Regions from separate parts of the Homo sapiens genome. Here regions 2 and 3 are each linked to region 1. Evidence: chromatin loops called from intact Hi-C (ENCODE). Cell type or tissue: PC-3. All regions are shown on one strand.

Region 1 (8,000 bases):
AACCACTGTGGAAGACAGCATGGTGAATCCTCAAAGACCTAAAAGCAGAAATACCATTCGACCCAGCAATCCCATTACTGGATATATATCCAAAGGAATATAAATCATTCTATCATAAAGACACATGTACACGTATGTTCATTGTAGCACTATTCACAATAACAAAGAAATGTAATCAACCTAAATGCCCATCAATGGTAGACTGGATAAAGAAAATGTGGTACATATACACCATGGAATACTATGCAGCCATAGAAAAGAGCGAAATAGTGTTCTTTCTAGAAACATGGATGGAGCTGGAGACCATTATCCTTAGCGAACTAACTCGGGAACTGAAAGCCAAATACCACATGTTCTCACTCACAAGTGAGAGCTAAATGATGAGAACACGTGGACACATAGAGGGGAACAACACACACTGGGGCCTATGGGAGGATGGAGGGTGGGAGGAGGGAAAGAATCAGGAAAAATAATCAATGGGAACTAGGCTTAATACCTGGGTGATGAAATAATCTGTACAACAAACCCCCATGACACAACTTTACCTATATAACAAACTTGCACATGTACCCCTGAACTTAAAAGTTATGTCAAATATATATATACACACATGTGTGTGTGTATGTGTGTGTGCATGCATGTGTGTATGTATAAGTTAGTGTCAGGTTTGGACACCCTCAATTGGCAGGCAGATATGTTCTGTGTGTTTTCCTATCAATGACGGGAGGACAAGTGGATATTACATTATCTCTGCAACATTTCCTCCCCTAAATAAACACAGCAGTTTGCTTTCCAAGGAAAACTATGAGGAGCTGCAACTAGTATCAAATTGTCTTTCAGAAAGAGAGGACTTAGTAAAACAATCTTTCTATTAACAAGTACATTCCCATAGTAGTTTCAGGTTTGCTTATTTCCCTCTTACACAGCTGCCCACATTCTTCTAACCCATACTTTACCAATGTGGATAAACACTCCTGAGCCCTTTGCTTTGAGAATTGCAGGGTTTTTTGTTTTGTTTTGTTTTGGGGTTTTTTTGGTATTTTTTTTTTTAGTACTGAAAATGGCAGAAGCAAAATAACTGGGTGAAAGAAAAAGATTTGCTCTCTCCTTCTCTGTCTTCCCTGCCCTCAGTACAAAACTGAACTATATTGGCTTCATTTTCTTTTACCTCCCCTAAGAAATACCACCAGTCATAAATATTATAGCTGTCCCCTCGACTCTGGCTGACATTTCATGCAAAATTCATTTTAGAGAACATCCACCTTTTAGTGATTTATAGCCAAAGTGTTAGAGATTTCAGAAAGCAAAAGATTTGAAATACAACCAAACAAAGACCTCACCTTGTCAGTCACTGTGTGCTCTTTTTCCGGTGGGTGGTGGTGCATTGGAGACTTATTGTTCTGAAAATAGAAACAGAACAGAACAAAACCTCTATGTTCTTATGGAAGGGATTTCACGGTCATTACATGAAAGACAGAAAGGAAAATGCCTGCCTGCCTGCTGTGCTATCAACCTGAGGGATGAATTTTTCAGCATGGGGGGGTGGGGGGAACACCATCTCTTAAAGGGGACTCCAAGCATAACTGAAGACAAGACACAACTATAGCGAACAGTGGAAATTTGCCCACAAGTTATTTTAGCAGAGAAAATCAAAGTCGACAGACATGGCTGAAAAATCGATAGAGAACAGAAACTGAAGTCTAAGGACTTCTTGTTTCCAGTTTGGAGGCTAAGTCAGGTAACTTCTGGCCTATCAGTGAGTCTCCCTGGACCACAGTCCTCACTTGTAGAATGGATATCATCAAATTAACCTCTCTTGTGCTGTATAGAATTGTTTAAAAAGGAAAAAAGGCATAAACACCCAAAAACCTATAGAAAGATGCTGTGTCATATGAGGAAGCTCTCAGCAACGCTAATATATACCTGAAGAGTAATTTGGGGTGTCATGGGAGCAATTATATTTTCATACACACATACTCATCCACTCTCTCACCCTTTATTAAGAGCCAAATGAGCTATATTTAGAATGTTCCCAAATCAGTGGCTCTGAATGTACACTCATATCACCTTTTTAACCTTGACTTGACTGTCACTTTAAATATTTAGCCATTAAAAAAGCACTTGAACACCTGCAGTACAAAGAAAACGTTTCATTTCCCTACTAGAAAGGCAATCAGGCAAATTTAAATAAATCACCTCAATGTATCTCCAGCAATGGCCCAGCTGCCTGGTTATTTGTCCCTGACTTGCCATTAGATTTAACTTATCCCCACCCGGTAGATTTATCTAACAAAAGCACAATGTGCTGTTGACATTCTTCGGAGTAAGGAGAACACTGGAAAAATGGTAGGAGGATGATGGGGCAAACAGGAAAGTGACTTTTGTTGTAGCTAAGAGGGAATCTCTGTTTACAGCAATTCACGGTATGTTCCCCGCCCCTCTTAGCCCCCATCTCTCTCTCCACATCATTTTCTATCCCCCACATACTTCTAACAGAATGCCATGGTGCCATGGTTCTTTAAGTTAGGTTCCCCCGCAAGTGACAACAGCATCACCTTGGAACTTATTAGAAATACAAATTCTCAGGCCCTTCCCAAAACCTCTTAAATCAGAAACTATGGGTGGAACCCAGAAATCAGTGGTTTAACTATCCCTTCAGGTGATTCTGATGCACACTCAAGTTTGGGAACTGCTCCTGTAGTGAAAGATAATCACACCTGTTTGTAGTCTTCTTTCTGGAAAGGTCACATTCAGTTTACCAGAACCATCAGAAGTCATTTTAGTTTGGGGAATTTTGTTTGCATTTCTAAAGCCGTTATGAACCTACCCAGACAGCTAAAACTGTGCAGGTCATGCAGGCTTTGGGGTCTTTTCCTGTTTTTATAATTTAACCATCACATACACTACACGGAGACATCAGCGGCCCCCATGAAATGAAAGGAAACTGACTGAGATCATCACATGTCCTCTGTCTGAGCAAAGGCACAAAAGAATGTCTTCAGGACCTTGCCCACTTAAGCATCTTCTAGCCAATATGTGAGCATGGGAAGGGAGGGAGAGTGGAAGGCTAGTACTCTGGAGAGCCTGTCCCATTCACAGGCGTCACCTAGTGGGCATTGCTGAAAGGGAAGTGGCCGGGGAGGCATTCACCGTACGTCGGACTTCCAGCGCCCCAGCTGCAACTGCTGAGACCTCGTTTTGCAGCAAAAACATCATGGGGCAGGGAGGATAGGCCATTCTGGCTACAAAGCGAGGCTGGGGAATCTAATCAATTGGTGCTGAGTTACTCTAATATAAGCTGGGAAGAAGAAAAAGTACATTTAAAAAGGCACTTGCTATATTTAAAAGCAAAATCTCAGACGTTTATCATACCCTGACTTTTGGATTTCAGAGACCGAACTATCAAAGTAAAGGCACATATCTCTGGTCTGGCTCTAGCCAAATGATGCAGCCCTGGCTTTATATCAGTGTTTGTCCTGTAAGACAGTCAGATTGGACTGTCGGCCTTGTTCTTGACTTTCTTAGGATGCTGTGATTCCCCCGGGGTGCCCTGATGTGGGTAGCAATTCATGACTCCTAAACCTCTGTGACCCCTAAACTGTGGTCTCCACCTTCTGCCTTTCTCTTTGGTTCTGATGCTGGCTCCAGCTGACATCCAGACCTCTCCTTCTCCTGACTCATCCGTGCTATAAACTCAGCTTTACAGTACCACTCAGACTCCACTCAAGTCATGTAAAAGAGGCCAGAACGTTCTTGGGTGATACAGCACTGTTTTATATGAAACTCTGGGACAACTCTCACTTGCAAAGGTAAAGAGAGGACTTATACACAGTGAGATGCAAGCCTGATGAATCAGGATGTTTTACTGTGTGCACTGCAGCTGTGTCACTGGGGAGAGTCATGTTGAATATAAGGATGACATATCATACACACACATTTAATTTTCAGTGCTTGCAAAATTCTCCTCTCCCTCCCTCAAACCTGGAGCTTAGAATGGAAGTGAACTGACATCTTAATGGTCTGAGAATTTTTTTTAATACTTGAATGAAAAACAGCTTTTTAAAACTTTCCAAAATAGGCAGTTGAATGTTAGCAAGCTAAAAAATTAGTGTTACGAGAACCTATTATTGGGAGATAGAGTGACTCTCTGCATAGAAAGAATTCTAGAATAGATCAGTAGGAAACCCAGAAAACAAGCTGTGGCCCAAACTGCCTCACACTTTACTGAAAAGAGTACAGGCCTTGAAGACAGGTGGAACTGAGTTCAAGTTCCAGCTGTATGCTTACTTGGGAAAATGACTTTCCCTCTCTTAGCTTCAATTTCCTTATTTCTAAAATGAGGAGAAAAATCTATCTTGCAGCACTGTTAATAGGAATAGTAGGTGCTCAATTAATGCTATCTTTTATACTTTTTGTTAAATATTGAATGTTACAGAATGTTATCTATTATAAATATTAAAATAGAAATAAAAGAAATACTTGTCTTAACAGCATGGGGAAAAGAATACCACTGGTACTTTTGAAATGTCATATGTGCCTATCCCCATCCCCCCTCCTCATAGCTATTAGCTGTTCTTCTTATGGTCTGAAGCCTTCCCAGTCAGCCAGACTAGCTGGTTAGCACTTTAGGGAGAGGCACCTGTTTTTTTCCTTGGCCCAGCAGAAGTCACAGAAGAGGCTTCAAAGACAGACCTTGCTTCAGTTTTGAGCTCTCCCATTCCTGGACACCTTGTCCCCTAGAGTTTTTCTAACCTTTTGCCTGGTTTCTGACCCACTGCCTCATTTTAAGCACAAGGGTCGGTGTGTTCTTTGCTTTCTAATGGATGGCTTCTGAGTACTTCCAAGCCCAACCTACTCCTGTGTCTAGCTTCCAGCCTCTCATTCCCAACCTTGCCTAAGTTCTCTCCATACTGAATCCAGGCACTGCCTCTGTCCAGGGTCTCAATAAGATATGATTCAGAGGTACCCCAGCTCTGCCCTCATGTTGAAGGGACAGTAGACAACAGAGGACAGGGTGGGAGAAAGGATCCTCGGAGAGAAGAGAAAGATTATGAAGTCAGGGACATAGGAGACAAATCTCCCCTCCTTGGGGCCTGCTAGTATGGTGACAGTGAAATTTAACCTGACTCCAACACCAATAAGACAGCAGGTTACATTGGGAGTCTACCATTTGAGACTAAAATACTGTCCATTTATTTTAAAGAGTGCAAAGCTATGCATTCTGCACAGGTGTGTTGAGTTTTCAGGACACTGCGGGGGATGTCTTAAGGAACACAAAAACGGCTGTTTTTTTTCTCTCCACATTCATTTGCCCCAACTCTCCCCTCTCTCCATCAATCTCCTCCAGCAAAAAAATTCACTTATGTGTCCTTGGAGCCATTTATATGGTGCCAAGTCCACATGGTCAAATGAAACCATCTGGTTCATAGTAATGAAAGAGGCCTGTTCTCAGCACTGCAGGATAGAGCAAGGGAAGGAGGAGATCTGGCCTATGCCCAAGAGATGTTTGCAACATACCAGAGACATGTGATCAGCTTAAATATGAGTGACAGCACAAAGTATGGAGCTGGTACTTTACACAAGACCAATTATAGTTGTGCAGCTATTAACCCCAATGGCAATTGTTCTCAAAGTGTAGCCCCCAGACCAGCAGCATCAGCATCAACTGAGAGCTTGCTAAAAAGGCAAAAATTCTCAACCTCCTCCTAGACCTACTAAACCAGAAACTGGGGGAAAGGGGAGAAGGAAGGGTGGGCAATCTGTGTTTTAACAGGCCTTCTAGGTGATTCTGATGACCACTAAACTGTAAAACCCAATGTTCTACAGCAGTTTCTCAAGCTTGACACTATTGACATTTGGGGCCAGATAACTATTGTTGTAGGTGCTGTCCTGTGCACTGTAGGATGTTTGGCAGCATCTTTGGCCTCTATCTCCTAGATGCCAGTAGCAACCCACCCCTCAGCTGTTACAATAAAGATATCTTCAGGCATTGCAAAATGTCCCCTAGTTGAGAACTATTGCCTTATGGTAAACCGTTCCCTACTGTGGTTGGATTAGGAACACTACAATGATACAGAGTATCAATAATGGTGCCCAACAAATGAGCATGGAGTTGACTACAATACTCCAAGGAGACAGGAATATGCAAAGACCCTCAAAGGACATCAAATGAACCCGCACTCCTGGAAAAGCTCTAGTTCCCAGTTATCTTTGGAATATGGGATTACAGGTGACTATAATTTTCTTCTCTGTAGGCTTTTGGTTTGTTTTGTATTCCAAATGTTCCATTCCATATATGTATTATAATCATAAAAGAACAGAGAACTTAAAAGAAATAAAAGATAAATGACATTGGAGTTTTCACCCAAATAGCTCTTCCTTTACTTCAATTTAACAAGAAAGGATGAGTACTGAATGACATTTGTGCTTTCTTGCCAAATCCGCTCTCATCCAACATATAAAAGAATAACATTTGCACATAGTGCTTTATAATAAATTACCCAGTGCTTTCACAAACATTCTCTTATTTGATTATCTCCACAATCCTTTAAAAGCACTTGGATCCCCAAGTTCCCTCTACTAGTAAGTTTTAGATCTTTGAACTTTAAAGTCAGATGATCATTCCAATCAATTTTTGTACCTAAGACCAGAACCATTTTCTCCACTACAAAAACTAAAAAGTTTTGCTGTTCTTGGTTGCACAGTTGCTAGAACAGACCTACACCCTAGATCGTTGCTAAAGAAAACCTAGTTTGAGACCAACAGCATCATGTCACCCAGGAGCTGGTTAGAAATGTAGGATCTCAGGACCACTCTGGACCTAGTTAGTCAGAATCTTTATGTTAGCAAGGTCCTCCATATAATTCATATGCATATTTAAAGTTTTAAGATCACTGACTTGGACCACTGAGCTGGTCATCATATAAAGGCTAGAATCAACACTTTATTCATTTTTATGTTTCCTAATGAATTGCTCCATTTGGTACTTTTTCAATGTGTTAGTTCCTCATTGCTGCTGTGACAAATTACCACATGCTTAGTGGTCCATCTCAGGATCACTAGTTTAATCACATCCTCACAGTCCCCTTTGTCATGTAAGGGGCAGGTTCCAAGATTTAGGGCACAGGCATCTTGGTAGGGTCAAGAGGATCATTATTCTATCTATGACACTCAATAAATGTTTGCTGAAATGGATTCAAATGGGCTAAACTGATCTACAGTGGTTTACTTCTCCCTAGACTCCTATGTTCTTGGGAACGTCATCTCCCTTCTAGGCACTCAGTGCTTCCTGCAAGTCAGTATCTCTCCCTGTCACTGTCTACTTTTCCATTTTCCGCCTCTGAGCCACAGCATCCGACACTGGCTCCCTTCTCCTGCCTGCCATTCACACCTGTAAAATCTATATTTAGCAAGACTGTTAGTGTCAGCTCTCATTTCCTCCCACTCCCACCTCATCTGCCCAGACCTGTCCACTAACCACTGCGTATATTTCCTGCATTCACTCCCTTCTTTCCTCTGTCTCCCCCTATACCTGAGGCCACCTGCCTGCCACCAGCCTGTTGGCCCAGCTACCACCCTGCCTTCCTTTAAGTCTTCCCGAATAGTCACTTTTTCAAAACGACTTTGAATGTTACTTCCTTGGTAAGACATCATTTCTTTTTCCACACCTGCCTCAAGCTCACACAAAAAATGAAAAAGATAAACCGCAAATAAATATACTATTTTCTCTTGTCACAGCACGTTTCCAAGGAGCCTACTTCATTAATGCCTCTACCTTGTGGTGAGTAGATTAAGAGAATCATTAACCCCTGGTTGAGAACACACACTGAAAAAAATTTTCCATATGGCAGCAGCCAAGGTTTATTTTCAAGTTTAACCTCTTCATGTGTTTTTGTCATGAATCAGTCCATCTGATTTGCATAATCACCACATAGTGGTTAGAGACAATATGACATCGGAAAGGCTGGGATTTTTACTGGGAAATATGGAAAGCATGCCAT
Region 2 (8,000 bases), 330 kb before region 1:
TCCCTACAGGCTGTATGGCCTTGGACAAGTTACTTAACTTCTCTGTGATTTCATTTTCCGATCTCCAAAAGTGAGGTCGTAATATAATAGTGCCTGCTCCGATGGCTGTTATGAAAATTAAATGAGTTCCTAGCCCATAATAAGTGCTGTGTTAATGTTGGCTTTCATCATTACTATGAAAATTATTCTCATTTAAATGCAATGCGCAGGTAAAGGGTATAAAAGGAGAATCATATGCTTGCCCCAAAATGTTTTTAAAAGAATTAAAAGATAATGAAGCCAGGCGTGGTGCGTCGCGCCGGTAATCCCAGCACTTTGGGAAGACAAGGAAAGCAGATCACGAGGTCAAGAGATCCAGACCATCCTGGCCAACATAGTGAAATCCTGTCTCTACTGAAAATACAAAAAATAGCAGGGCATGGTGGCACATGCCTGTAGTCCCAGCTACTTCGGAGGCTGAGGCAGGAGGATCACTTGAACCCGGGAGGCAGAGGTTGCAGTGAGCCAAATCACATCACTGAACTTCAGCCTGGCGACAGAGTGAGACTCTGTCTAAAAAAAAAAAAAAAAAAAAAAAAGGTAATGAACAAATGATCACAGTACCTAGCTCAAATGCTATGTGCAGAAGTATTTAAGAGGAATTACTAATTAGCCAAAACCCACCTTTATCATAAGTTCTTGTCATTGAGTGTTCTCGAAATGAATTTGACCATTCTCTAACAAAAAAAAGTATTTGCCACCAAATAAATCAAAACTGTCATTAACAGTTTAATGCCTCATTGTCATTACTTTTTTTTTTTTTAAAGACTGAATCTCGCTCTGTCACCCAGGCAGGAGTGCAGTGGCCGGGTCTCATCTCACTGCAACCTCTGCCTCCTGGCTTGAAGTGATTATCCTGCCTCAGCCTCCCAAGTAGCTGGGACTACAGGCACAAGCCACCATGCCCAGCTAATTTTTGTATTTTCAGTAGAGACAGGGTTTCACCATGTTGGCCAGGCTGGTCTCAAACTCCCATCTTCAGGTGATCCACCCGCCTCGGCCTCCCAAAGTGCTCGGATTACAGGCATGAACCACCGTGCCCAGCCACTTTTTTCATATATATTGAGACTCAACTTACTGTATGTTACCTGAGAGGTTTATTCATATGGTATAGACTGAATTGAATCTCTTCTCACCCTAGGAGGCACAAGGAAATTTTATTTTGGTCCCCAATTCTGATTTTGTTCAAGTATTATTTCATTCATTTATCCAAAATGAAAATAAGAAAAAAAGAAATAAAACCATTGAAGGCTCCACTTAACTGGGATCTGATTACTTATAGATTTATTATTGTTGATGTAGTTTGTTCATTTTTGCTCTGCAAAATTTCCAAATGTCTGCTGTGAGTGATTAATAATCTTCACATACCCCTTTTAGGCAACACCTGAAAGAAGGTTCACCCATGTTTGAAATCCAGATTGCTGCATGAAAGAACTCTGCCTTTCCCGGAGAGAAAATAACTTGCTCCCAACAGACTGTTTGCTCTGCAGGAGACACACAGTAAATGTGCAGATATGATCATGTTATTTCACTGCTTAAAACCCTTTGACAACTCCAAAATTCCCATAACATGAAGACCAAAATCTTTAACAGAGAGTTTCCATGGCATGATCCTGGATGGGCCTCTGCCTTCCTCCCTGCACTCTCCTCATCATTTACACCATGTCCCAGATACCCTGCCCTTCCTTTGATTCCTTGAACTTACTAACCTCCTCACAAGCCTGCAACAGCTAAAGACACGGCCGTGCCCTGGAGGACTGAGTGTCTGGAGCTCCTTCAAACCGATAGTCTTTAAATATTTGTTCAATGTTTCTCTCGTGAGAGCGGGGTAAACCTAGTTTTCTATTAATAAAAATTGCTTACAGAAATAGATTTATAAACACTTCAATTCACTTGGTTAAAGCAAAACCAATATTCTGAAAAATGTGCACAACCTTCATTTGTTTCTTTTGTCAATTATTAAACAAGACAACTTCTTAGGGGGTGGGAAATGTATTGAAGGGCTTTGCATTTAGATCACAAATCCTATCACTTATCATACACTATGCACAACACTATACCAGCACACTATCACCACCCTATGCATGATGTGGTTTTGGAATTTCAGATGATCATGACTGCCAGTTTCAGATAGTAGCTGTGCCAAGCAACTTGGGTAACTACACATTAAAAGCACTCAAGAAACAGACCGGTGATGGTTTTATTTTATTTTGCACTCCCAAATCCTCTCTCCACCTCAGCGAGGGTGAGACCTACTTTCATCTCTTCAGGACGGTGAGCCTTCATGTACAAAAACCTGTGATGGCAGTTACCGCATTTTACATTTACTCTGGAAATATTATAGCATTCCTGTCCAGCAGCTCATCTGCCCTGTAATCCAGCCCTGTCTCTACCAGGATCAAACTTTCCCACTTCATCTTCTGAATAACTTCTTAGTTTTCAAATCTAAGCCTAAATGTCACCTCCTTCAAGAGAAAACCAAGTCGGATCATAGAGTGACTCTTTTTCATTGATCATTATTTTCATATTTTTACATCTCTGAAATCAAGACGTGACTTTCTAACCATGGGGTCTTCCAATTTCCTCCACTCAACATCAGTGGGCATCCTGACATGATCATCATTGCTGGCACGTGCGTGAATGTGAGTGTTAGCTCTGGCAGTGTGATTCCGCAAATACTGCCCCCTTCCCTCTTTCATCAATAAACTATGAAAGGACTGTTCCAGGAAAGTATAGACATCCTAGTTAATGTCTGAAAAGCTTCTGTTGGCACCTGTTGGTAAAATCAAGAAAGCACCAGTGGCGGGGTGCAATGACGCAGGCCTGTAATCCCAGCACTTTGGTGTGAGGATGGCTTGAAGCCAGGAGTTCAAGATCAGCCTGGGCAACATAGTGAGACTCCATCTCTACACAAAATTTTAAAAATTAGCTGGGCATGTTGGCACACGTCTGTAGTTCCAGCTACTAGGGAGGCTGAGGTGGGGGGATCTCTTGAGTCCAGGAGGCTGAAACTGCAGTAAGCCATGATTGCACCATTGTACTCCAGTCTGGGCAACAGAGAGAGACCTTATGTCTACAAAATAAAAAATAAAAATAACAAAGCACCAGCATCTAAACTTCAAGAGTTAGTGTCAGCTGCTGGGAAGACACCTCACAGACAACAGTAGAGCACTCTCAAAAAATGCTGATGTCCGTCTCTCTTGCTGACCAGAAAATTAAAGTGCATACAACAGCATGGATGTTGATGACTCTGTGTCAAAAAGTGCTTCAAATGAGTTCAACTCTCAATGTGAAAAGGTTTTAGAAATGTCTTATTCAATTTATATTTTCCTTTTTATGTACGCACAAGAATGTGTGATAAAAATTCTATGTTGCACTAAGTAAAAAATGAATTCTCTCCGTAAGTATGAGACAAAATGTATAAAAAAGCACAGAGCTATAACTTAATTGGCAGGGTTTTCTTTTTTTCTAGAGGTATATAGTGTAGTGATGTGATTTATAAGCAAGCACATATTATGAAATATGATACACATTTTTAGAGTTGCCTGGGATTTTCATTCATTTCATTTATTACAAATGTAATTCTATTTGTGTGATTATTTGTTTGATATCTATTTTCCCAACTTGTCTATCAAGATAGAGTGATGTCTAGAATAAGACAAAGATGCAATAAGTATTTTTCGGTGAATAAGTTGAATTTCTACATTAATGAATGAGTGAATGAAGCATGCTTAGACCTTTGCTTCTGGGTACACAAATGTAACCTGGGATCTCATACATCCACTCACTGACCTCTGGTGCTAGATGGTTGCAGGCTGAATCTGAGCTTCAAACGCATGTTGCTTGATGGAGTACATTCTTTAAAAAGTAAATAAATAAACAAAACTGAATGCATCTAGGTAGGGCATGCGGTCTCCAATTTGCTGTCCTGATCACTCTTATTCTTTTACATCTACATGATCTAACTGCCCCTCAAAGGCATTAGAATTTAAGATGCCTTCTCTGTGGTTTTATATTAACACATGATGACCATGTCCTACATACATATGGTCTGAAGGATGCTTATTGATTTGCAGTGAAAAGTCCTACCCCAGGCCATGGAGGTACTCATAAAACACTTATTGGGAAAATTTTGGAATATCTGGTTCACCAGGTTGCCTTGTTGTCACTGTAAAAATACAACACTGACACTTCACTCGGCCTGCAGCATGTCGCTAATGCTTGCTGCTGTCCACAGGTGGCAGTGGTCCTTCACTGTTGCAAAGCCTAGAAACACCAGCGTTACCTCTAGGCCTCCGAATCCTGGGCCCTGGGAGATGGTATCTGTGTTCCAGGCAGTCTGTCCATGTTATCACTCCACCTCTTGTTCGGTGTTACCTGCATGCAGTATTTGGACAGGGAGGCAGCACAGCCCCTTGTATTCCCATACAATGTGTTTACATTGCTAAAATATAAAAAGCAGTTTGCAGCTGAAAAGATATTTTTCCCATGTGGTTTAAACCAAGCATCTTTTCCAGTCTTTTCATTCAAATAAGAGTACAGGAAGGGAGAGGAGATTTTGTTGTGCATTTTATTCCCCTGCTAGTCTAATCTTTCTTTTACTGTTATCCTAACATACTAGTATATCTGAAACTTGCGTTGTCAAGTTTCAGATATACTAGTATGTTAAGATAACAAATGATGAATTTCATTTTTAAGGACATTTAAATGTCTCATTTTAGGACATTTTTAAGAAAACATTACGTGTTTTCCTTCTTTACAGTCTTCAATATGTGTATAGACAAAATGGGAAGCTCAGTTTTAAAGGGGTTGTAATCAAGTATATTCTAGCTCTAGCCAATTTCACAGATAAGTCAGACTTGTAGATATAAACTCTGAAAACTAGGATTCTGGGCTTCATCTTTTCTGTATTTAAGAAAGACTAGGCTGGGGACACTGCTTAGGAGTTAGCCCTGCTCTGCAAGGAGTAGCCTAAATAAATAAACAAACAAACCTAGGTTGGATGTGTTCTTTTTGTAATTCAGCTACAAAAGTGCTCTGGCTATCTTAAGAATAGCCCCACAAGTGTAAATATTCCTTAATAACACATAACAAAGTTTTAAATGCTTTTCTGTTGGACCATGATACTGTCTGCGGCAAGGAATAAGTTACAGCAAATAATTTTCAATGGACTAACTTCCCCAGAGAAAAGTTAGTCCCACTGTATATATACCATTAGCAAAGACATTTGCTGATGATTGTTTAAATGAAATCTTTACCCAAAGAGGAAAAAAATACGGTTATAAAGGCAATACTTACGTATATAGGATCAGCAACTCATCCCTCTTCATGCTATGAACTTAAGGAACTCTCAAGAAAAGTATAGCCTTTTAAAAAGTATAGATTGTTGAACAAATGGAACCTGTCTTAAGCCACTTGAACTGAACATTTTTCTGCAGAACTGTTCACATTTTTTAATTGATATAGAATTGCTCACGTATTTCTTGATAGGTAAAACACATTAAAGACAAATGGCCCCATTTAGACTTTAAAATAAAGGAAAAGAAAAAGGTGATAAAAAAAAACATGAACTATCTTCTCTTTATCTATTGTGAGAGATTTATTTCCCCTTCCTTCTCACTCAAAAGTAAAACAACCAGCATGGGGCTTTTCTGGCTTTGGCTGGGTTGGCTCCTCTACTGCAGCTGTACACATCTGGTGTCTGAGTTTCCACTTAAACATGACTTCACAATATCATCGCACAAGCCGTGAGCTCTGTGTGTATGAGCCCCTATCTCTAGTGTCCTCCCTGATGGTGGTGTTTCTTCATTTGACTCCCACACTTAACCATCTCTACCCAAGGCAATAGAATACCAGTTTGTCAAACTTCCATAGCCTCTCAAAAAATCAGTTTATCCACAGCTTTTTTAAGAAGATGTTGGGCACAAGGAGTAATACAACATTGGGTAGGTTTTCTAACAGTGGAAACCACCACACTGTTATCAGACTTGAGTATCAGAATTTGGGGCAACACCTATAACTCTACACCGAGTGAAGAAATTAGGAAGGTATTGATTTCCTTGAACTTCTTGGGAATGGATCTTTCACCCAGCCCAATGTCAGAGTTGCCTGGGATTTTCATTCATTCAGAGCTCCCAACTGAGCCAACAAAAACTACTGGACCTAAAAACAACTTTCAGGACAAAACCAGCACATAAATCAAAAGTAGTATTAAAGTCTTCAGCAGGGAGAAACATCAGTATTTATTAAGTTCCTAATAAGCCAGACACTTTACACGCATTGTCTCAATGAATTCTTAGAACAACACTGTGATAATTTTATTAGTCCCACTTCACAAGAAAAACCACTGAGATTAGAAAAGTTAGACAACTCACTTGCCAAGTCAACCACCTTACCACCCGCAGTGTGTTAACCCAAGTCTATCTACTTGTGAGTCCCGTAGTCTTTTCACTACCTCATTTCCAATGTCCCCTTTGACTGTTTGATTATTTCAAGATAATTTTTAATAACACGTATATTGGAGATGGCAATTCCAGTACCTACGAAAGAATGAAACTATGAAATTTATTCCCTCCATTCTTACATAAAGGATCTTAGAGTATGAGGAACTTGATAACAACTATGGTTTGGGATGTCACAATTGCCTTTATAATAAATATTATTTTCCCAGAGTGCAAGGATAGGCATTCTTGACTTTGATGGAAAAGAGGTTTCTTTCCACATTATAATGATTGACTTCAGCACCAATGACACAAGTTAGATAGATTGAGTCCCTAGATGCTCAGATAATTAGAGATATTTAAAAGCCAGTCTATACTTGCCACCAGAGTATTTCTGAGATTATTTTATCTGGGATTATTATATAATAAACAAATATTTATATTTATAATAATAAATATGTTATTATATGTATATTTTGTCTATAGTAAACAAATAGGGTAAAGTAAGAATTTCCTCCAGAGAATTTTCAGAATGTACAGAGTTGCAGCATGGCCTGAAATTCTTTCAGCTTCCATGTCCCAACTGATCAATGTAGAATTACAAAGAGATTTGAAGGAGAGATATAGAATTACAAAGAGCATAAACTTTTCTGCTGAGAGCTCTGGACAACAGAGCTACCATGGAACATGCCTGCTGAGTATAAAGCAAGCCACCTGACTTTCAAAGAGAATTTCAGATTGACAGCTTTCAAGGGGATGGGCATATAAATTAGTCTCTTAGATAGAGCAATTAAACCAGAAATCTTAAGGCTGCTAGAACATTCTGTGTTTGGCTTGGGGTTAGGTATCAAAAGTGATGTCTTCCTTATTCTGTTTGAAAAGGGTTTCCCACTGCTAAAGACCTCCCCAGTCCTCCACTTCTCCCCTTTACTCAAGTAAGAATGAAGCTTGGGAAACATCAAAATATTAATTCAAACTCTCATGTACAGCTCTGTGCCTACTACAGAGGAAGTTACCCCAAGGATGCCTGCTTTCTGGGCCTTGAGATTTCTATCCATCAAAAATTGATTTTTCTGAATTTAAAAAAAGAGATGAATTTGACAAATGCTGTAAAAAGGTTTCAGATTGATGATTATATTACATTTTTAGGACCTGAAACTCGGTCTGTCAGAAAATAAGGCAGCATAATTATCAACCACAGAATCACTCTCCATATTCCTATATGGAATACACACAGGCTTGCAGACATCCTCTCTATTTTCCTTATTCTCAATTCAGTCTCACCTAGGGAAATTGGTGGAAGAAAAATAATTTATTTCCACTAAAAATATTTTCTTTGAGACTGCCTAGCTATTGTACAGATATATTTATTGCTGCAAAGACCATAAATGAAAACTAAAGGGAAGTTACACTCTGAGAGAACACTCATTTGTTTGTAGTACAAACTGATTTAATTAAATATTTTTGAAGAGCTCTGTTTCACAGAGATTGTGACCTAAGACTTTCTATGACCACAAACAT
Region 3 (8,000 bases), 240 kb before region 1:
AATAATTTGAGCTTCAAAGATTCAGATGTTTAAACTCAGAGTACTTACTGAAGTGCCTGACAATACAAGTCCTGGCAGGCTTGGGACTGCATTTCTGGAACATGGGAATTGTTCCATGAAACAACAACCAAGAAAACTGTTTCAAAAAAATCAGCAATTCAGAAAGCATGAAAATCTGTGAAAAGCAACCAGAGGTAAAATAAGACACAAGATGTCTACAGGAAGTGGCCTTACCTTGAGTTCCTGACTGAGCAACCACCATGTCTCTTATGGACCAAGTCTCAAAATGTGTCATATGAACAACAGATTCGCCATACTTTCAAATTAGGACTGAGAGATACTTCAAAACTGGACTAGGGGCCATTGCCAGAAAGGAGTTAGAAGGGCTGCAGAGGGCAAGGTTGGCATCTACAGGACATGGGAGCTTGCCAGTGCCTGGCACAAGACCCAGTAATGAGTTGTGAGGACCCAAATGTGCCCACCTGCATGTAGTGTTTACTCTAGGCAATTCCTCAACTAGGAAGAGTGTTATTTTTTTTCTATTTTAAAATAGAATAGACCCTAAAGAGTGAAATAGAGAAGCAGTTCTCAACTATGATGTTTACGAGAATCACCTGGAGAGTTAATAAAGCTCCTAGAAGCCCCAGCTTTACCAAGTTCTCCAGGTGATTTTGATATACGCAGATGTCTAAGGACCGCTGATATAGCACTCTGGTTCTCAAATTTGCCTGCCCATTGAAATCATCTGGGGAGCTTTGAGAATTACTGATGCCAGGATCCCACCCAGGGCTTCTGATTTAATTGGCCTAGATGTAGCTCGGGCATTAGGATTTGTTAAAGATCCCAAAGGAAGCCAACACTGAAACCGCAGATTGAGAAGAATGGTCGCCCTCATCAAAGGAGAATAACTGATTCCTATATATTCAAAACTCCATTCAAATATAATCTGAAATCCTTATTCAGATTATATGTTATTCTCTATTGGCACTTGATATTACCATAGGTTTTTTGATTATCATCAATAATGTTTCCAGTAGTACCTGGAGCTCTGCCCTGACCCTATCCATAGGAGCTATTTTATGAATTACTTGAAAAGGATAGAAAAAGACCACTTGTTTGAACTGTCCTTTACTGCCCTCTGACAACTCAGGCTGATGGCAAGATTTACCCCCAGTCTTTTCTCCAATTTACCAGATACCAAACATTTACCCACAGAGCACAAAGCTTTTTACAAAATAGCAAGGCTGTCTCCTGCCTTCTTGGCATTCATTTTACTCTTGCTTAACTCTCCACTGCAAATTTCTAATAATGACCATATTGAGTAAGAATCTAGAGAAGCAGAAAGTGCTCCTGGTTTGTCTTTTAAAGCAAGTGGATGCCTCAACAACTGTGCAACTTCAGGCAAGGTCCCCAACCTCTCTGAATTTCATTTTCCTCATTTTTGTAAAATTGAAGCAATTATACTAACCAGCCATGCTATAATGATAAAATGAGATCTTGCAGTTACAGTGCTATGGCAGGGGTTGGCACACAGTAGGTGTTCAAATGTCTGTCACCCAGTAGGCACTGTCCATTGTTTACTTATTGCTGTTAACATTGCTATTATTCTACGTGGTACAAAAGAAAACACTGTCACAGATAAATCTTATCTACTCATTAAGGAACAAGGTTAAAAATTCTTTGCCTCACCTACAACATGGGAGAAAATTTTCGCAACCTACTCATCTGACAAAGGGCTAATATCCAGAATCTACAATGAACTCAAACAAATTTACAAGAAAAAAACAAACAACCCCATCAAAAAGTGGGCGAAGGACATGAACAGACACTTCTCAAAAGAAGACATTTATGCAGCCAAAAAACACATGAAGAAATGCTCATCATCACTGGCCATCAGAGAAATGCAAATCAAAACCACTATGAGACATCATCTCACACCAGTTAGAATGGCAATCATTAAAAAGTCAGGAAACAACAGGTGCTGGAGAGGATGCGGAGAAATAGGAACACTTTTACACTGTTGGTGGGACTGTAAACTAGTTCAACCATTGTGGAAGTCAGTGTGGCGATTCCTCAGGGATCTAGAACTAGAAATACCATTTGACCCAGCCATCCCATTACTGGGTATATACCCAAATGAGTATAAATCATGCTGCTATAAAGACACATGCACACGTATGTTTATTGTGGCACTATTCACAATAGCAAAGACTTGGAACCAACCCAAATGTCCAACAATGATAGACTGGATTAAGAAAATGTGGCACATATACACCATGGAATACTATGCAGCCATAAAAAATGATGAGTTCATATCCTTTGTAGGGACATGGATGAAATTGGAAACCATCATTCTCAGTAAACTATCGCAAGAACAAAAAACCAAACACCGCATATTCTCACTCATAGGTGGGAATTGAACAATGAGATCACATGGACACAGGAAGGGGAATATCACACTCTGGGGACTGTGGTGGGGTCGGGGGAGGGGGGAGGGATAGCATTGGGAGATATACCTAATGCTAGATGACACATTAGTGGGTGCAGCGCACCAGCATGGCACATGTATACATATGTAACTAACCTGCACAATGTGCACATGTACCCTAAAACTTAGAGTATAATAAATAAATAAATAAATAAATAAATAAATAAATAAATAAATAAAAAATTCTTTGCCTCCTCCGCTTTAGGAAATCTCAGATTATCTGGAGAGCAAAGATTCAGATCAGTGATCTACATGAGAGCCAAAAAAAAAAAAAAAATACTGAAATTAGCAACTATTGGTTTTGTCAACTTTGGGCCAAAGTACCATATAATGCTTTTCCCACATACATTATCAGAGCCAGAAATGTTCTTGGAGATCGTTGAAGCCTAATAAGTTTTCACAATAAAGAAATGGAGTCCCAGAGTTTAAACAGTGCTTTGGGCAGTTGGGTACTAAATAGTTACAGTCATAATTAGCACTCATGCCTGAGAGATAATATAGTAACACTTGATATTTATACATCTCTGAACAATTCACAAAGCACCTGATGCTAACATTTCTCCATAACCATGACCTGTAAAGCAGGATTTGTCAACCTTGGCACTATTGACATGCAGTGCTAGATATTCCTTGGTTGTGGGAGAGTCTTTGTCCATTTGTAGGATGTTTAGCAGCATCTGGGACCTTTACCCACTAGATGCCAGTAGCACACCTCTACACAGTTGTGATAGCCAAAAATATCTCCAGACACGGTCAAACATCCCCTGAGGGGCAAAACTGATTCCTACTTAAGAGCCACTGCTCTCAGTGTTAGCACAACTGGCACAAAACCAAGTTCAGAGAGGTGAACTTGCCCAAGGACACACAAGCTAGTAATTGGCAGGATTGGGGAGGGGATAGGTAGGACAAAAACAAACAAGCAACCCCAAACATATACACGGCCTAACCATTAGTCATGATTCTTCCACATTCCCATCTGCTGAGTGAAGTTGTCTCCTGTCATTCTTATCCCTCACTTGGAAGAAAAAAATAAATGTAAACAATAACTTGAAAAGCCTGTTGAGGCCAACTGTTTCAAACATGCTGTATGTGAAATATCAATATTTTTCATCACAAGATACAGAAAGTGTGAGTTTACTGTAATTATTTTCAGATGAGGCTATTTGAAGGTAAATAACCCACAAGATATTTTGTACACATCCTTGAGTTATTTTTGCCACAATGTCAGCGAGAAATAATTCAATTTTAGCACTGGAGTTACAAAAGTTCTTTCTAATATAAATGGCCCATAATTTCCCTGAGAAGTGATTACAAATATTTAGCTCAACTATTCAAATTAAAGTAGTCGGAAACTAACATCCAGTAGATTAAGGAACTAGTAGTAATGTGGATAAGAATGTTCAGGCTGAGGGAAAGCAGAAATCAGAGACCTGACTTTGTCAAGGTGAATGATGTTATCTTAAGTAAAAGCTAATACAGTCTGCCCACTGGAGATGGAAGAGGGTTCGGGTCACTTGCAGAGTGGCTTTGGATGTGACCCTTGGAATAGGGAGATATTTTTCCTCTGGGTTCCCTCCAGAAGGAGACATTTCCATACGGGTCACAGCCTTGTACTGTTAAGAAACTTTTCCTATCTTGTTTCTCACATTTCTCATCTATGCCTTATTATAGCAATTTCTGAAAAAGCAAAAAAGACGCCCGATAAGCAAGGCAGCGACTCTGCAGGCTTCCGAGTGTTCTTCCAGCAGGCAAAAGACAAAAAAAAAAAATAAAATTTAAAATAGAAAAGAGTAACCAACCTTTGACATAAGCAGGCCCAAAGAGAAGGGCAAATGAAATATCTCACCTCTCAAGCTTCGTAGGAAAGTAAAGACAAATTTGCATGTAAAGCCTGGGAAGGTGTCAAAATGGAGCACATCACCTTGGGAGAAACAAGTGCAGCAATGAAATCATTCAGGCTGAGGGGTGGTCAAGGGTGTACCAGAAACCTCAGAGGTCCAAATCAGGGGGCAAGTGGGAAAAGCTTGGGGCAGCCTTAACCTTTGGCCCAAAGCAAGATCCTTGGCCAGCTCTAAATGTTCCAGGTAGTGGCACCTTTGCTGATATTTACCTTTTTAGAACAAGGTTAGACTTCATAACCTCAGTGGCTTCATCATTTTCAATAAGAAAATTGATATCCAGAAATTTATGATTTGCCCAAAGTCACACAATTAGAAATCTATCTTAAAAACTTAGATTCCAAAACAGAGCTTTTACTAAAACACAACTTTCTCTACTAAGCCGTGCTCTTCACAGGGTCCTGATAAAATAGCAATCGTCCCCCCTGCATTGAAGAGTAAAGAGATAGCCAAGTACTTGGAGACACTGTGTTTTTATTTTGAATTTCGTGATTTCACTCGTTAGAGTAAGAATTATACTTACAAAAGTGAGAATTACAAAAGATATCCCCAGTTACCTTTTGGTTCTAGCAAAGAACCCCAAATCTGTAAGGACCTAAAAAGGCACAGAATTCATCCTATGTCAAATCTGTAGGGACCCAAATAACACAGAATTCATCCCATGTTATTCAATTGAAGACGCGTTAATGAAGAGCCCACACATAAAGGTGTGGGCAGGGTTATGGGAATATGTAACAGATGGGAAAATACCTAGAGCCTAGCAGCCATGTGCATCCCCAGGGACTACAGGGGCCAGGGGAGGAGGCAGAATGACTGGAGCCCCTTGAGAGGTGGGCCCTGTCATGGACAGCCATAGCTACTGCTTCCTCTCTATCTGCAGCTGGTGCCTCCCATTGGCCAAACCCACTCGGAAGCCAGAAGGCACAAGATCCCAGGTAATGCAGTCCACAGGGGGTCAGCCTCCGAAAACACACAGCCTGGCAAAGAACAGAGGAGAGAGGATCGTGGAGGGTGCAGGCTCAGCTGTCAGTGAAAATTAACCAGGACGGACCCTCCCCAAGGTAGTCAAACCCAGAGAGATCCCAGGCATGGGACTTGGGAAGGACTCTTCCCTAGTGGATTCTCAGATTCTGCAGGGGCTGCTGGGTGCAGAGCTAGAGCAGTGTTTTTGGTCTACTTAGGCAGACCTCAGATTGAATACTGGAAGTGAAAAAGAGTCAACAGAGAAGGTCAGGAAAGACATTTTCACTGAAAGAGAAATTAGCAGAAAGCCACGCACAGAGAGATGGCCCTTCCCAGAAGTAATCTACCCCCCAGTGTGATGTAGGGAATAACTGAAGAGATTAAGGTGCCTTATAGACATGGCCAGGAAGCAGCTTGCTAGAAATGATTTCACGTAAAATAAGCCCACCCTCAGAAATCATAATGAGTTATGATGAACAAGGGCAGAAATGAGGAAGGTGGAGCTGCAGGTATGAGTATAAAAAAAAAGGGTGGCTGGCACCAGAGACAAAGGAAAGGAGAGCTGGACATACAAGAGGTATTCCAGCTTCATTCCAAAAAGGTGTTCCTGTATATTATGAGGAAGGAAGGCAGGAATGCAGCTGCTAGCAGTTGGGTACCCAGTGTGTCCCAACTTCATATATTGATATCCAATGTAGTTTCATCTTCACAATATTGAGGTAGCTACTTTTGTCCTTGTTTTGCAGATAAAGACACAGAAATGGGAGATAGTGGTCAAGCGCATGGGCACTGAAGGCACATTTACTGGGTTCCAATCTTGGCTGTCTGACCTCAGGCAAGTTATTTAACCCTCTATGCCTAAGTTTCCTCAACTGTGAAATGACATTAATAACAGCATGTACCCCACAGCCTACTTGTGCATACTGAAAAATACGTGTAAGTTAATACTTTGCAAGGTGTCTAAACCTGATCAGTGTCTGATATATATGGTAGAAATTCAATAATGCTAGTTGTGGGTGTTATCTGCTGCCTAAATGTATGATGCTAATAAATGGATGAGCTGGGATTTGATTCAGGATTGTTCTAATGCCAAAACTCACATGCGTTCTTACCACTCTACCATGCTGGCACCCTGTTCCAAGTGGCACAGACGTCCCAAGAAAGAGGGGACTCTAGGAACTACACCTCATGGAATCTGCCTCAGATCTTCCAGCTCTCCCAGCTCCAATTTCATATTCCCCAAAGGAACTTGTAGATTTTTTATCCTGGTTCCTAGGACCCTCATTTATGAATAAGAGGGAGTTGATTGTCTGGTACCACCCAGGAAAGCTTAAAGTCATAGAAAAAAAAAAAGTGGCAAGTTTAGTACCTGGCTTGGAGCTGGTGCTCACCCAGTTTCTCTCATCTAAGTACTAACCAGGCCCAACCCTGCTTAGCTTCTGAGATCAGATAAGATTGGGCATGTTCAGGGTGGTAAGGCCATAGACTTAATCAATTTCCAATGGGTCAGAATCTGCCCAGTCTGCCTATGTACACACTCTCACCCTCTGCACATAGCTGCCGATGTGAGATGGAGTTGCAGCAAAAATGATAAAATCCAGGCATTATCCCCTGCCCTTTCAGAGCCTGTTCCGTCTCCTGGCTTCTCTGACCAAGGACATGTGTGGTCTTCATGCTGCCCTCTGTGGCATCATAAGAACCTGGACTCTTCAGCCCAGTGAGTCCCAGGCTCCAGGAGGACTCTATCTTTTACTCCATTCGGGACCAGAAATCTCAAGTCTGCCTTTTTATCATAAACCAAACTACAAGACTTGAAGTGCCCTGGATTTGCAAGTTGTACAATGAGAGTCTCTGATAAACTCTCATTGTAGCTATAGCATGGCCTCTGGACTGAATATCTGTATCTCCCCAAAACTCATGTGTTGAAGCCTAAATCTCCAGCGTGATAGTATTTGGAGGTAGAGCTTTTGGGAGGTAATTAGGTTATGAGGTTGGAGGCCTCACGAATGGAACTAGTGCCCTTTTATAAAAAGAGACAAAAAAAGAGTTGATCTATTTCTCTGTCGACCACATAAGGATACAACAAGAAAACAGTGGTCTGAAAACCAGGAAGAGAGCACTCACCAGTTACTGATCTGCTGGCACTTTGATCTTGGACTTCCCAGCCTCCAGAACTGTGATAAAAAAAAAAAAAAATTGTATCGTTTAAGCCACCCATGGTATTCTGTTATAACAGCTAGAACTGATTAAAAGAGCATTCAATTTCAGAAAAAAGGAAAGGGAGAAGGTGGAAAGAGATAAAGCATTAGCCCTAAGGGATCCATAATGAATGGTTTAGTCTATAGCTGATTTTTCTGGGTCTTCTCACAGCTCACCCCCTAGGTAGCTTCCTGGCATATAAGGCTACTGCTAAACTTGAGCCAATTTTCCTAGAGAGTAATTCATGACCATTAAAATTCTGGGCTTTCAATATTAGTAGACCATGAGATGGTTTGTCATAGCATCAAAAAGACATGAATTTTAACCCACTTACTAATTGCATGATAACTTGGGGAAGTTACTAACACCCCCAGCCTTCATTCTTTTGCATGTTAAACAGAAATGGTACCTCTTTTCCTCCAAGGTTGCTGAAAGTTTGGATAAGGTATTGC

What was found. Hi-C counts contacts between places; a loop is a spot of excess contacts. Peaks named below come from ENCODE experiments on the same cell type or tissue, not always from the same donor. Only the 100,000 strongest peaks of a DNase experiment are listed, where the experiment ranks them.
Region 2: it touches region 1 in a loop (15-fold over the local background); 19 of 110 quality-filtered maps call a loop at or near these places.
Region 3: it touches region 1 in a loop (9-fold over the local background); 7 of 110 quality-filtered maps call a loop at or near these places.

Annotation. Positions count from the first base shown.
Region 1 is chr9:1,096,235-1,104,234 of GRCh38, reverse strand. No RefSeq gene overlaps it. Among named protein-coding and RNA genes, the nearest start is that of DMRT2, 50 kb to the right of the region's middle. In PC-3, a CTCF peak has its summit at 3,109 (motif pointing left); DNase peaks (open chromatin) are centred at 3,104 and 3,824; H3K27ac peaks cover 1,215 bases.
Region 2 is chr9:1,425,820-1,433,819 of GRCh38, reverse strand. The region is part of intron 3 of LOC102723803 (a long non-coding RNA gene); the gene reads right to left. Among named protein-coding and RNA genes, the nearest start is that of DMRT2, 380 kb to the right of the region's middle. In PC-3, a CTCF peak has its summit at 4,283; no DNase peak of the experiment used is centred here; H3K27me3 peaks cover 1,683 bases.
Region 3 is chr9:1,332,670-1,340,669 of GRCh38, reverse strand. All of the region lies in intron 3 of LOC102723803 (a long non-coding RNA gene), which reads right to left. It also overlaps the pseudogene RNA5SP279. Among named protein-coding and RNA genes, the nearest start is that of DMRT2, 290 kb to the right of the region's middle. In PC-3, a CTCF peak has its summit at 3,177 (motif pointing right); a DNase peak (open chromatin) is centred at 3,339.